Linked DNA regions of Homo sapiens: all the other regions are linked to region 1. The links are chromatin contacts, found by Hi-C or POLR2A ChIA-PET in ENCODE. All regions are on one chromosome and are shown on one strand. The core of a region is the stretch at or near the end of the contact, and the rest is flanking DNA. Distances in the headings are between cores, read along the strand shown.

What was found. A loop is a pair of places that touch in the nucleus more often than their neighbours do. ChIA-PET counts read pairs that join two places held with the same protein, here RNA polymerase II (POLR2A). Pooled maps may share reads with other maps.
Region 2: a pooled map shows a loop between it and region 1 (3-fold over the local background). The contact joins the promoter of UGDH here to the promoter of TMEM156 in region 1. A Hi-C loop is called at or near these places in 1 of 168 maps with a recorded cell type or tissue (CD4-positive, alpha-beta T cell), 2 of 37 single-sample maps with no recorded cell type and 8 of 50 pooled maps. POLR2A ChIA-PET finds 5 or more read pairs at or near these places in 4 of 52 experiments (A549, HepG2, PC-9 and 1 more).
Region 3: a map of OCI-LY7 shows a loop between it and region 1 (4-fold over the local background). The contact joins the enhancer-like site here to the promoter of TMEM156 in region 1. A Hi-C loop is called at or near these places in 6 of 168 maps with a recorded cell type or tissue (B cell, GM12878, MCF 10A and 3 more), 34 of 37 single-sample maps with no recorded cell type and 18 of 50 pooled maps. POLR2A ChIA-PET finds 5 or more read pairs at or near these places in 5 of 52 experiments (B cell, GM10248, GM12878 and 2 more).

What each region holds. Positions count from the first base shown.
Region 1 is chr4:39,029,985-39,034,537 of GRCh38, reverse strand. It overlaps TMEM156 (transmembrane protein 156), which reads left to right and starts at 2,129. Exons shown (of 7, transcript NM_024943.3): 1 at 2,129-2,312. The coding sequence starts at 2,225.
Region 2 is chr4:39,525,214-39,529,766 of GRCh38, reverse strand. It overlaps UGDH (UDP-glucose 6-dehydrogenase), which reads left to right and starts at 2,328. Exons shown (of 12, transcript NM_003359.4): 1 at 2,328-2,484. UGDH-AS1 (UGDH antisense RNA 1) reads right to left here and starts at 1,928. Exons shown (of 5, transcript NR_047679.1): 1 at 1,429-1,928. RefSeq lists an enhancer at 1,444-1,503 and silencers at 1,884-2,183, 2,434-2,613.
Region 3 is chr4:38,756,413-38,760,965 of GRCh38, reverse strand. It overlaps the pseudogene RNA5SP158. Among named protein-coding and RNA genes, the nearest start is that of TLR10, 24 kb to the left of the region's middle. RefSeq lists an enhancer at 3,489-3,618. Within about 2 kb of position 1,250, at least 9 of the 41 ENCODE cell types and tissues checked have a DNase peak (open chromatin) inside an H3K27ac peak, as active enhancers do; they include B cell and OCI-LY7, where a contact is called at or near this core.

The DNA.
Region 1 (4,553 bases), core at 880-3,379:
CTGTTGATCCAATAAAGACCTTTCCACAGAATATAGTGAAGGGATAGAGGACAGTTTCAACTAGGAAAAAAAATTACTCATATAAAGTATATAAAAGCGTATATTTCGTATATTAATAAATATGTAGAAGTTAAATTTAAACTATCCTTTTTAAGGCTGCTATTTATAATTTTCTAAAAAGTATATTGCTTTTGCTTTCCTAGGGTAGAGCACCTCCTTGATATAAAAGATCCTCTCAATTTTAAACATTTGTATCTAACACAGAATGCATAATTATTTAATTAAGACGTTTGGTCTTGATTAGAAATAGAAACACATTAAAGTATTTTTGAGAACCTGGATCTCAGATATGAAATATAAGACTTAGGAAAGTTAAACACTAGCGTAGTAGCAACAACCTCTTGTGTTTGAGATTCGTTAATCTCTTATTCCTTCATTGAAATAGGAAGGAGAAGCTTGCAGTGGGTAAGTAATTGCAGATTTGTAGCCATTTCTAGCAGTTCCTAGAATCCCCTTTATAATCTAATATTTGTGTTTTTAAAAAATAATCTAATATTTGTAAAAGTGCTTTGGAAATTGTAAAACAAAACTATGGAGATGTGGGCCATTAGTATTATCATCAACCCTAACAGGATGTTAGAGAGTCAGATGTTGCCACTTCAAGGGAGATGACCGAGTTTTGGTGCATTTCAGGAAGCCAAAATCAGGCTGCAAGTAAACTTTGTATTTAAGAATAAATGAGACCGGGCTTGGTGGCTCACGCCTGTAACTGCAGCACTTTGGGAGGCTGAGGTGGGCAGATCACGAGGTCAATAGATCGAGACCATCCTGGCTAACATGGTGAAACCCCGTCTCTACTAAAAATACAAAACATTAGCTGGGCGTGGTGGTGCATGCCTGTAGTCTCAGCTACTCAGGAGGCTGAGGCAGGAGGATCACTTGGATCTGGGAGGCAGAGGTTGCAGTGAGCCAAGATTGCACCACTGCACTCCAGCCTGGAGACAGATTGAGACTCCGTTTCAAAAAACAAAAAACAAAAACAAAAGAATAAATGATTAAATTGATAAACTATACATTATTTCGTGTAATATTAGAAATACAATGAAGAACTGTGTTTCTCTGCATAAAACTTTTAGGTACGTGTTTTATACTCTGTTACAAAATAGTTGGGTGGAAAAACTCCCACCATATACAAAATGAAAAGGCAAATGACAACCTGGGAAAAATGTTTGCAAAACATATGCAAAGATTTCATATTCCCAATAGAGAAAAAAGTCTTATAGATCAACAGGAAGGATATAAATGCTGCAATAAAAGACATGAACATGCAATTAACAAAAGAAATTCAAATTGCCAGCAAATATTAAAAATCTTTAGAATTACTGTCAACCAAACAAATGCAAATTAAACAATACTTTTTTTTCCTTTTAAATTGGCAATGGTTAAAATGTTTCTATCTTCTAGATGTACTATTTTCTGAACACCAGAATTCAGCACAGCACCTGGCACCAAACAGGATCGACAATCATTTAATAAGTAAATGAATGAGTCATGTGCATGCAACCTAGACATGACTGACATTCACCCTTTTATTTCTTTCTCTCTTGAGAAGGGATCTCACTCTGTCACCCAGGCTGGAGTGCAGTGGCCTGTCATGGCTCACTGCAGTCTCAAATTTCTGGGTTCAAGTGATCCTCAGCTTCCTGAGTAGCTGGGACTACAGGAGTGCACCACCACACCTAGCTATATTAAAATTATTTTTGTAGAGAGGAGGGCTTGCTCTATTGACCAGTCTGGACTCAAACTCCTGAACTCAAGTGATCCTTCTGCCTTGGCCTCCCAAAGTGCTGGGATTACAGATGTGAGCCACTTCGCCCAGCCCACCGTTTTATTTTTGTGAGTATACTGTGGGTTTATATTTATAAATTGGGTGGGGAGAAGATCCCCTTGCTTCTTGAGATCATTTATTTACCTTTCTTGCTTAGAAAGACAAATAAATGGTCTGAAAGTGCTTATTTGGGGGGTAGTTTTTTTTTTTAATGGGAAGTGACTCAAAAGTGAAGTCTCAGTTCAAGACCTTTTTTTTTTTTTAAGTCTTACTCAAAAGGAAGTGAGTATGAGGTGAACTGCATTAACCTAAAGTGCTGCAGAGATAAACTTAAAGCAGGAAGCAACATACCATGAATGTACTGCAAGGGAACACATTTGTGTCATGTGAAGAGACATGACAAAAACAGCCCTCCTTAAATTATTTGTGGCAATAGTGATCACATTCATTTTAATTTTGCCGGAATATTTCAAGACACCGAAAGGTGAGTATATAATTGTAATCTAGCTTTCCTTTCTTAATTTAAAAAAATTAGTGTCAGCTAGTGGTTACAGAAAAGATCCTCTTTTTGGACACATGCTGCATAGGCTGAAGTTCTAGATCTGAAAAACTAATAAAACAAGATTGCAATTTTAGTTGACTGTTATATAGTACAGTAACCTAATTCATAGTACTTAATTATCATAGCATACCTAAAAATGAAAATATTTAAAATCTGTAGTCTAGATTTCAGACATTGAGATTACAATAATTGCATCATGATTTTGCTCTTTGAAACACTTTCTTCAAAGCAGTTTTTTTTTATTTTTTTATTTTTTATTTTTTTTTTTTGAGATGGAGTCTCTGTCGCTCAGGCTGGAGTGCAATGGCCTAATCTTGGCTCACTGCAACCTCTGCCTGCCGGATTCAAGCAATTCTCCTGCCTCAGCCTCCGAGTAGCTGGGATTACAGGCGCCCACCACCATGCCTGGCTAATTTTTGTATTTTTAGTAGAGACACGGTTTCACCATGTTGGCCAAACTGGTCTTGAACTCCTGACCTTGTGATCCACCCACCTCGGCCTCCCAAAATGCTGAGATTACAGGCTTGTGCCACTGTGCCTGGCCCAAAGCAGCTTTAAGTATGCTTTTTACATTTTGGAATTCTTTAATGAAGAAAGTGATATTTATTGTGTTAAAAATGCTAGAATTCCCTTTACTACAACTATTTCACACAGATAACTTACCGTCACCTTTTGACAAGAAAAAGCGTTTATATATTTTGAAAATACAATCAAAATAAGGTGAGTGGAAATTTAAACAGATGTATGTGTATGTATTTGTAACTGGAGAAAAATGGAACAAAATTAACTTTGTGAACGTTTCAGAAAATTGTGATATAATTGCTGAAACCTAGATTAGGAAAATAAATAGGTATAAATTTAAACTATTTTGATGTTAGCAAAGGACTTGAAAATTTATTAATGTGAGGTTCAAATGGTAATTGTGCTCCCTAGCATTTAATAAGAAGAAAAGGTGAAAAGAAAAGGCTGTATTCTATCATTAAATAGTCTTTATATGAATTTGATTAAAATCAGAGAAAAACTCATATTTGATTATTTGCTGCAATGAATATTTATTGTTGCATATATGTAATGCTAAATAGCCAGATAAAAATATTTTTGCTAATTATATTTGATGACATATTTCAGTGATTATTTGATGTTGCATTTACATGATGCTAAGTAGCGAGTTAAAAATATTTTTGCTAAATAAACACTATGACTACAATTTGGTTTTCTGGCATTATGTTACTTAGATGAAGCAATCATAGCACATATTTTCAGTGCTTGATTCCACTGGGTGAAAATGTGTTATAAAGAGAATAGTTAGAATAAAGATAATCTATTTTTAAGATATTGTGGGCTGAGAGTAAGCTCATTTAATAGTTATCCGGAGTAGGTTCTATCTATATATCTATCTAGCTAGCTAGCTAGCTATCGATCTACACCTAGCACCTCTTAAAAATCAGGTTGGATCTAATAAAAACCAGGTAATCATCCCAAAAATGACTTAATTAACTATTGGTTAGTATTTTATGAGAACTGGTGACTACAGGAGCATGTTAAAGGTTTTCATTTTGGGGCAGACATGTAGTTCTTTTAGTTTTTGTTTCTCAAAGTGAGAAGCATGGCCTTCTGGGGCAGTGGTGAGCAGAAAGAAGATAGATGAAGCACAGAGAAATTCTTAGTGGGGGACAGATGGGAGCCCCTTCTATTGGTAGGTAGAAGAAAGAGCTCTTATAAAATCCATCTTAGCCAAACTTCCTTGGCCTAATAGTAATGTGTCAGTTCTTCTTCATCTTGTCAATAGTCAACCATCATTTATAATGATGTTTGTTCTCTTGCTTTCAAAACTGGTTATATCAGCTCCCAATACTACCTTTACTGCCTTCCCAAACTTAAAATGGCTGTTTCTCTTCTCCTGGTCCAAGAACAGCATAGATAATGCTCCAAACTCTTTCTGGGTTGATGGGTTGTTTTTTTTTTTTTAAGAGACAGGGTCTTGCTGTGTTGCCTAGGCTGACTCCTGGGCTCAAGCAATCCTCCTGCCTCAGTCCCCAAGCAGCTGGGACTACAGGCACATACCACCACACTCAGGTGGATTTATTGGGGAATTTTGTTTCAAAGGAACCCTACTTGGGGCCAACAAACAAAAATGTTCAAAAACCACTGTCTTCTTTTACA
Region 2 (4,553 bases), core at 1,079-3,578, 500 kb before region 1:
AGAACCTCGGAGATTGTCTACAGTCCCCAGCTCACATTTGGAGAACCTCTGTCCTAAATCCAAAGGTCCATTCTAGCTGGCACTGAAAATTGACTTAATTTCTGAAATCCTATTAACCGTTTTGAAGAGTCTGATTCTACCAAAATACTAAAAAAGAATGTGAGGTGAATACTAAATAGAAAAATGTTGAATTCAAAATGAAGGGACTAAGATAAGTGGTTTTTATTACAAAGCAAACTGTATTAGATAACTTAAATCTATGTATGTTCAAAAAGATGTACTTGTCATATCTAGTGCAATTACTTGTTTACATATCTCTTCTACCCAACCTGTGAGCTTTGCAAGAAGGAAATGAGTCTTTTTTGTTTGGTTATTTTTCTGAGACAGTGTCTCGTTCTGTTCCCCAGGCTGCAGGGCAGTGGTGTGATCTCGGCTCACTGCAACAGGGAGCCTCCTGAGCAGCTGGGATTACAGGTGCCCACCGCCTCACCCGGCTAACTTTTTGTATTTTTAGTGGAGCCGGGGTTTCACCATGTTGGCCAGGCTGGTCTGGAACTCCTGACCTCAGGTGATCCGCCCGCTATGGCCTCCCAAAGTGCTGGGATTACAGGCGTAAACCACCGTGCCTGGCCAAAGGAATTGAGTCTTAATCCCTTTTGCATCTTCAGTCTTTAGGATAACGTCTGACACACAACAGGCATTAAATATTTGTTGGATGAATGAACTGAACTGCATAGAATGCAGAAAGCCTACATATACTGGCCAGGCACAGTGGCTCACACCTGTAATCCCAGCACTTTGGGAGGCCGAGACGGGCGGATCACCTGAGGTCAGGAGTTTGAGACCAGCCTGGTCAACATAGCAAAACCCGGTCTCTATTAAAAATATAAAAATTAGCCGGGCATGGTTGTGGGCGCCTGTAATCCCAGCTACTCGGGAGGCTGAGGCAGGAGAATCGTTTGAATCTGGAAGGAGGAGGTTGAGGTGAGCCGAGATCGCACCACTGCACTCCAGCCTCGGCGACAAGAGGGAGACTCCGTCTCAAAACAACCAACCAACAAGCCTACATATCCTGCCACACGTGCTACAATCCACAGCAAACTGTTTCATCCACATTCAACCACTTTCTTAAAGTCACCATCATGATCCTATCAAGAAAACCGTAATTTATATGGTATTTTAATGTGCCTTTATAAATTACTAATCACTTTCTTCATGATGTATGTTAAAATGGCTTATGTCACCTGATGTAATCCTTAATGAGGGAAATAAAAGGCCATGATTATGCCTGGCTTTTTTTCTTATATGTTAGATTTGAGTGTTAAAATGACCTCGAAGCGGCGAAAGAAAGGAACGGAACTGCCCTCCACATTAAAAATGAGCAGGCTCCATAGGTTAATTTTACTCTTCCTCACGCACGGCACTTACATGTTGCAAACTCTCTGCTCCACAGCACGCACAGACATCCCAAATCCCGGATTGGGCCTGAGGAACATCTCTGCAAAGAGCGCCAGGAGGGCGTGGGGGTCCCGCCTCTCTCGCCAGGGACCAGGGAGTGGACACTCACTGGTCCAGTCATGAGGAACTCAGCATCCTCCTGACGGGAGGCGCCTCTTTCCCAGAAGCGGTGGGTCAGGAGGAATCTGACTAAACCCTGGGTTGCCGGCCCGGAGGGCGCGGTTGACCCCGGGGCCTCGAGGTTGTGGGCGAGGAGTAATCCGCCCGCCGAGACCGACCCGCAGATCCAGGAGACCGAAACCCGAGGGCGGCGCTCCAGGGTGCTGAGGAGACCGGAAAGGCGGCCAGGACCTTCCGGTCGCCTCGGCCCACCACCCACCCAGTGTCCGCGCAGCCCTAAAGCCTGGCAGACGCGGAGCGCACGCGGCCTTTGCCTCGGCCAGGACAGGGCAGCGGGGAGAGGGCTGCTAGACAACAATTCTTGACCCCTCCTCGACCCACGACCGCCAGGTAGGCGCGCAAAGCTCCTACACCTGCGGCGCGCCCCCGTCCCCTGGTCCAGCGGACACGCCACGCACGCAGCCCCGCCCAGCGCCGCTCGCGGTAGGGGCGGAGCCGCTGAGCTGGCCAAAGCGGATTTGCCCAGCTAGGCCAGGGGCGGGGCAGGCCCTCCCAGCCAGGACCAGCCCCAGTCTCCCCGCCCCTGAGCCGTGAAGGAAATAGGGACCTGGCCCTGGGCCTTGTGTAGCGGGAGGGGGAGCTAGGAAGCAGCTGAGGGCAGAATCCAGGAGGGCCTGGCTGCGGGGGAATGAAGCCTCCGCCTTCGCAGGCAAAAGCCTTTAAATACGGGCTCAGGCCCGGGACTCAGAGTGTAACGCGTGGCAGCCTGAGGGAGGGGCGTGCGCCGAGAGGGAGCTCAGATCGAGCGGGGCGCGGGTGGAGAAGCTGCGGCGGCGCGGCCCGTAGGAAGGTGCTGTCCGAACGATCGGGATAGGAGCGGTCCCTGCGCTTGCTGCTGGGAAGTGGGTAAGCGCCGCTCCCAGGCTGGCCCCGCCGCCCGGGCGGGATGCTCCCAGGTCTGGGCGGGATGTGGAGGGAGCGGGGCTGGGGTGTGCGCGCTGCTCCCGGTCGCTCGCTGCGCTGGGTCCCGGGCTTCCCGTCTCACGACCTTCGTCTCTTTGGGGCTTAGGGCGGGAACCGCATTTTGGAACTGCTGTCCTGGGGATGTGGTCGTCTGGGCTTCTTATTCAAGACTCGTGAGTCTTCCAGCCCCTTCTCTTTCTGCCTTTACCCACTTTCCTGACTTGGATGAGATTTCCCTGCCGCCTCCAAAGCCGAACGCCCACCACAGGAAGCGGTTCTCTCGTTGGGGACCTCATTTTGGCCGCAGAGTCGTAGTCTTTTGTTTGTGTTTAAGAGTCTGCTCACCTGAGGGGCTCCTGCTTTTCTCATGCCGCCCCTCTTAAGAAACCAAAGAGAAACGAAGCCAGAAAGCCCTCTTGAGAGCAAAATACTAAGACTGCCGTGATATCTGTCCGGGATGTCCTGGAATCCATTGTTGGCCCCCTACACCACAGAATTGCTCTGTTTGATGTCGGGGAAGGCCTTTCCTGGGTGCCTCGGGAGACCATGTTTGTGTGAGATCTTGAAAAATTATACGTCCTATAAATATATAGGAAGATAACTTAGTAGGGTTAGGAATTCTAGTATAGAGAAAAGAGGGGTTCGCTGGTAGGGATCTATTCATGGGCATACAGAGCAGTAGCTGTCTATCGACAGACCTCAAAGACACAGTGAGCCTTTGAGTTTCTTCAAATCCCTTAAGAAATGGAGAACAGTAGTCTTTCTTCAGGGGGGTTCTGGAAATGAAAGAGCTGACTGTCTGCTCTGAGATGTGCTTATTAGTGGCCAGGATCCAGTTTAAGGTAAGGGGTAGACAACCCTGATTGAAAAGATCTCATTTCTTCTCCCGTTGCTGTACTCCTTTTTCTAACAAAATCTATAACTGGATAAGCATAATCCATCTTCCTTCTTGTTTACTTCCACAGCTTTACATGATAACCCTTAGACATAAAATTAATACCGGCTTTCTTACTGATTAAATATTTTTCTCTGGTCAGGCATCTTTTACTGTTTAATTTCTGGAAATGATTAAAATGTGTGAAGCTGATGTATCCAACTATAATGCCCATCGTTAGCTCCTGGGTACCTATGCAAAATATGCTGTAGAGAGCTGGGGCTAGAAGGATTATATTCCGTTTAGATTGTAGTAGGGCATTTGTTATTTGTTAGTGACCCCTTCTGGGTTGGAATGTTTATTTGAATTTATGAAATTTTACATGAAGAGTAGTTTTGGAACGGTTTGGTTTGTTGTGACTCTCCCAAAATACAGAGGTAAAAACTCATTTCAAAATAACCCATTTAATAAGGAAACACTCCTATGTCTCTGACAGCAGAATAGAGGGCCAGAGGGTACATAAAAGTAGAAATAGAAAATGGGGGCCGGGCGTGGTGGCTCACGCCTGTAATCCCAGCACTTTGGGAGGCCGAGACGGGCGGATCACGAGGTCAGGAGATCGAGACCATCCTGGCTAACATGGTGAAATCCCGTCTCTACTAAAAATACAAAAAAAAATTAGCCGGGCGTAGTGGCGGGCGCCTGTAGTCCCAGCTACTCGGGAGGCTGAGGCAGGAGAATGGCATGAACCTGGGAGGCAGAGCTTTCAGTGAGCCGAGATTGCGCCACTGCACTCCAACCTGGGCAACTGAGCGAGACTACGTCTCAAAAAAAAAAAAGAAAAAGAAAAGAAAATGGGGCTGGGCGCAGTGGCTCACGCCTGTAATCCCAGCACTTTGGGAGGCCAAGGTGGATGGATCACCTGAGGTCAGGAGTTCGAGACCAGCCTGACCAATATGGTGAAACCCCGTCTCTACTAAATATATAAAAACTAGCTGGGCGTGGTGGTGGGCACCTGTAATCCCAGCTACTCGGGAGGCTGAGGCAGGAGAATTGCTTGAACCCAGGAGACGGAGGTTGCAGTGAGCCGACATGGTGCCACTGCACTCCAGCCTCGGTGACAGTGAGACTCCGTCTC
Region 3 (4,553 bases), core at 1-2,500, 270 kb after region 1:
CACTCCTGTCCCTAATTAGAAACAACAGCAGAGAATTGCTGAAAGCTATATTCCAGCTAAAACCAGGCTGCAGCGTTCGCATCACCTGAGAGACGTCAGACATGCAGAATTTCAGGCTCCATCCCAGGCCTACTGATTCAGAAGCTGCATTTTAGCAAGATCCTGGCTGGATTTTATGCACAGTAAAGTTTGAGAAAGAAGGCTTTAAAAATGAACTGAGCAATACAATCCTTTTTTTTTTTTTGCACGGGGGGAGGTGTTCAATAGCAGAGTAGGGTGACTCTAGTTAACAACAATGTATTGTATATTTCAAAGTAGCTAGAAGAGAGAACATGAAATGTTCCCAGCACGTAGAAATGATACTCAGGGTAATGGAGACTCCAAATACCCTGACTTGATCATTACACATTTGATGCATATAACAAAATAGCACATGTACTCCATAAATATGTAAACTATCATATATCATTAAAAAAAATAAACTGAAGGCCTTAAAAAGGAATAAAATAATGGCATTTGCAGCAACCTGAATGGAATTGGAGACCATTATTCTAGGTGAAGTGACTCAGGAATGGACAATCAAACATCGCATGTTCTCACTTATAAATGGGAGCTAAGCTATGAGGCCACAAAGGCATAAGAATGATACAATGGACTTTGGGACCTCGGGGGAAAGGGTGGGAGCGGGGGGGTGAGGGATAATAGACTACAAATTGGGTACAGCGTACACTGGTTGGGTTATGAGGGCACCAAAATTTCAGAAACGACCGCTAAAGAACTTATGCGTGTAACCAAACACAATCTGTTCCACCAAAACCTATTGAAATTTTTGAAAAATTATTTTCCTAAAATAAAGGATATTTCAAGGAGTGCCTTCTCCATCTTGTGGCCCTCTGATGATGATAGCTCTGAAAGCTTTGAAAAGCTTGCAAATACCCAACTTCAGGAATAAATCACCTCTGAGACCCTCACCTGAAGACAGGATACTTCCTGCAACTCCAGGACTTTAAAGTCGGAAGAATTGTTTTTTTAAACTGGACTCTGAGGACACACTCTTAAAGTCACTCAAATTCTCTACAAAATTCTTAAGTTTTGTGTTTCTATTTCTAAAGATAATAAAAATAATTGATATGATCAAAAAACAAAAATTAACAAAAAAACACAAAAACCCCCCAAAATGAACTGAGGTTGTGTGCCCTTGTGTGAAATTTTGGGTTGCAGTGCCACCTTGAGGTCACTTTAGTATTTTTCGCTGAGCTTTGCAGTGGACGAGCTGCGTGGGACACAACAGAAGTCAGTTCATTCCTCCCTGGAGGAAACAGACCGCCCTTGTGTTAGTGCCCAGAGGTCTCCGACTGCGGCCTCTCTGGGCCACACTGTCAATTGAAGAGATATGGGCCCTCTTCCAAGGACGCCTTCTATCCAAGCTTAGAAGAATGGCTCATAGGCTAAGGCACTTTCTGCGTCAGCAACAGCAACAGATCTCAAAGAATGTCTGCCCCCATCACAAGATTTTTCATAAAATGTAGAAAGCCATTAAAGCTCAGAGGCACAAAGCATGGCTTTAGAGATCATCTAGATGAGTGAGCCCCACCTTTCAGGAATGAGAATTGCTTTATGATAATGGTTGGCATTTGCTGCATATTTACTGTGTCCCAAGCACTGTTCTAAGCACCTCCATGTACTTAGTCATTTGAACCTTAGAACAATTTAGTGAGATCAAAATAGTGATCTCTATTTTACAGACTCCTGTGTGGCAGTCATTTTGTTTGTACTATTTGTTGGTTAGGAAAATCTACACTAAGAAGAAACTATTGCTATGAATCTAGTAATTCTTGAAAATGAATTTGCATTGAATTAAATCCAATAACAGCCAATAACATCTATATATATTCAGGGAAGAGTAGTATAGAGATATAAATTATGTTATCTACCAAGCCTCAGACCACGGTTGTGGCATAGATAGACTTAGGGCCTCTTGCAACAGCTCCAAAGCTCTCCACGGTATTCTTAGCCCACAGGCTGGGAACCCCCAGTGTAGAAACACACCCCACGTGCTTTATAGATGGCACACCGTACAATCCTGAACACACCTGATTTCATCTGGTCTCTGATGATTAGTGGGATCAGGCTACCTTGGTCTTGGATGGGAGATTGTGGGGGAAGTTGCAGATGAGGAAACTGACTTCAGAAAGTTGTTATAGTTATTCTTCTAGCTTGAAAAAGCTACACTAGAGAGAAAAAGAGACCATGGGCAGTATCTCCTTTTCATTCTTCAACCTATACACCCTAGGAAGGTTAATTCTCCTAAAACACAGTTCTGTTTGGGTTATTTTCCCCCTCAAAATGACCCCCAGCTCTACCTGACTGCTTATTGTAAGGTAAAGCCATCTTCGTCTCCAAAGCAAAATCGAATACCAACCAACCTGCTTGTTGTTACTCTGTTGATGTCCCTTACCCTCTGTCTAGACTATGTGTTGCCCATAGGACAAGAAGAATGCTGGCCTTAGAGAAGACTTGGAGGGAGAGCTTTGGAGCTGTTGCAAGAGGCCCTAAGTCTATCTATGCCACAATCGTGGTCTGAGGCTTGGTAGATAACATAATTTATATCTCTATACTAGCCTTCCCTGAATATATATAGATGTTATTGGCTGTTATTAGATTTAATTCAATGCAAATTCATTTTCAAGAGTTACTAGACTCATAGCAATAGTTTCTTCTTAGTGTAGATTTTCCTAACCAACAAACAGACTTGGAGGGAGGCCACCTAGTGGCTAAGGTGACCTTCCTTGGGAAGCAGCACCTGAGTTAAGTCACCAGGAGTGCATGTTTAGGTCCTACCCAGACACAGGAAGACAGTGCCGGTGAGCCACAGAGTTGGAGGGCCTTCTCTCAAGACCGAGCGTGAGTTCACTGTGAGAAATATAGCTACTGAGGTGACCAGGTCAGTGCACATGCTGGCAGAGTTCTCTCCTGCAGGCCCTCATGGGACAAAATGGCATCATCAGAAGGCTAGTGGTTGGTATTTACTGCATATTTACTGTGTCCCAAGCACTAAGTACTCCAAGTACTTAGTCATTTGAACCTTAGAACAATTTAGTGAGATCAAAATAGTGATCTCTATTTTGCAGATTCCCGTGTGGCAGTCATTTTGTTTGTAGTATTTTTTGGTTAGGAAAGTCTACCCTAAGAAGATACTATTACTATGAATCTAGTAACTCTTGAAAATGAATTTGCATTGAATTAAGCCAATAACATCCAATAGCGTCTATATATCTTCAGGGAAGGGTAGTATAGGGATATAAATTATGTTATCTACCAAGCCTCAGACCATAGTTGTGGCATAGATAGACTTAGGGTCTCTTGCAACAGCTCCAAAGCTCTCCAAGGTATTCTTAGCCCACAAGCTGGGAACCCTCAGTGTAAAAGTACATTGGTCAGCATGTGTCTTGGCCATTTCTTGTTTCTGGCTCTGCCCAATGTCAATCTCTTCTTCTGAAAAGTACACCACTTCCTTTTTTTTTTTTTTGGCAGTGGGGACGGAGTCTCACTCTGTCACCCAGGCTGGAGTGCAGTGGCATGATCTCGGCTCACTGCAGCCTCTGTCTCACGAGTTCAAATGATTCTCCTGCCTAAGGCTCCCAAGTAGCTGGGATTACAGGCGTGTGCCACCATGTCTGGCTAATTTTTGTATTTTTAGTAGAGATGGGGTTTCACCATGTTGGCCAGGCTGGTCCCAAACTCCTGACCTCAAGTGATCCGCCAGCCTCAACCTTCCAAAGTGCTGGGATTACAGATGTGCGTCACTACACCTGACTAATTTTTGTATTTTTAGTAGAGACGGATTTCACCATGTTGGCCAGGCTGGTCTCGAACTCCTGACCTCAAGTGATCCACCCACCTTGGCCTCCCAAATTGCTAAGATTACAGGCGTGAGCTACCGTGCCCGGCTCATCATTTCCTTCGAGGCCTTCTTTCTTCCCAGGGGATATTGCCTGATAGATAGTGACCCAGATACCTGTACTGTCTAGTTCGTGGGTGGAGGCAGTCCAAGCTAGGACAATTACATACTCTCTTCCTAGTACTTGGATCTTGACCAGAGGATCAAAGGAGCAGAAAATAATTCTATTTCATCCCAGCAGTTGTGCCCTGGCTTTATGAGAGCCTGCTTTTTACACTTGCTGGTGGTCCTGGAATCCATCCCCGAGAAATATCCTGGCTCCTGCCTATTTCGAAGCCTCTACCCTCTTATTGATTTTATGAGCCCCGATGTCCTTTCCTCTCCAAAAAAAAAAAAAAACCTATTTTGAATAAGTTAATGTACTAGTCAGTTATTACTAGGATAGTATTGCAGATAAATCTCAGTAGTTAAGCAACAAAATTGTATTTTTCTAATTCACAGTTCTATTGTTCAACCAGGGTGGCTCTGCCTCAGACTTCAGGTCTGGTTTAAGTCTGTTGTCTATATTTCACATTCAAAGACAGCAGCTACTCAGGGCATGCTCATCTCATGATAAATGGAAGAGGCCAAGGAAAACCACACAAGCACATGT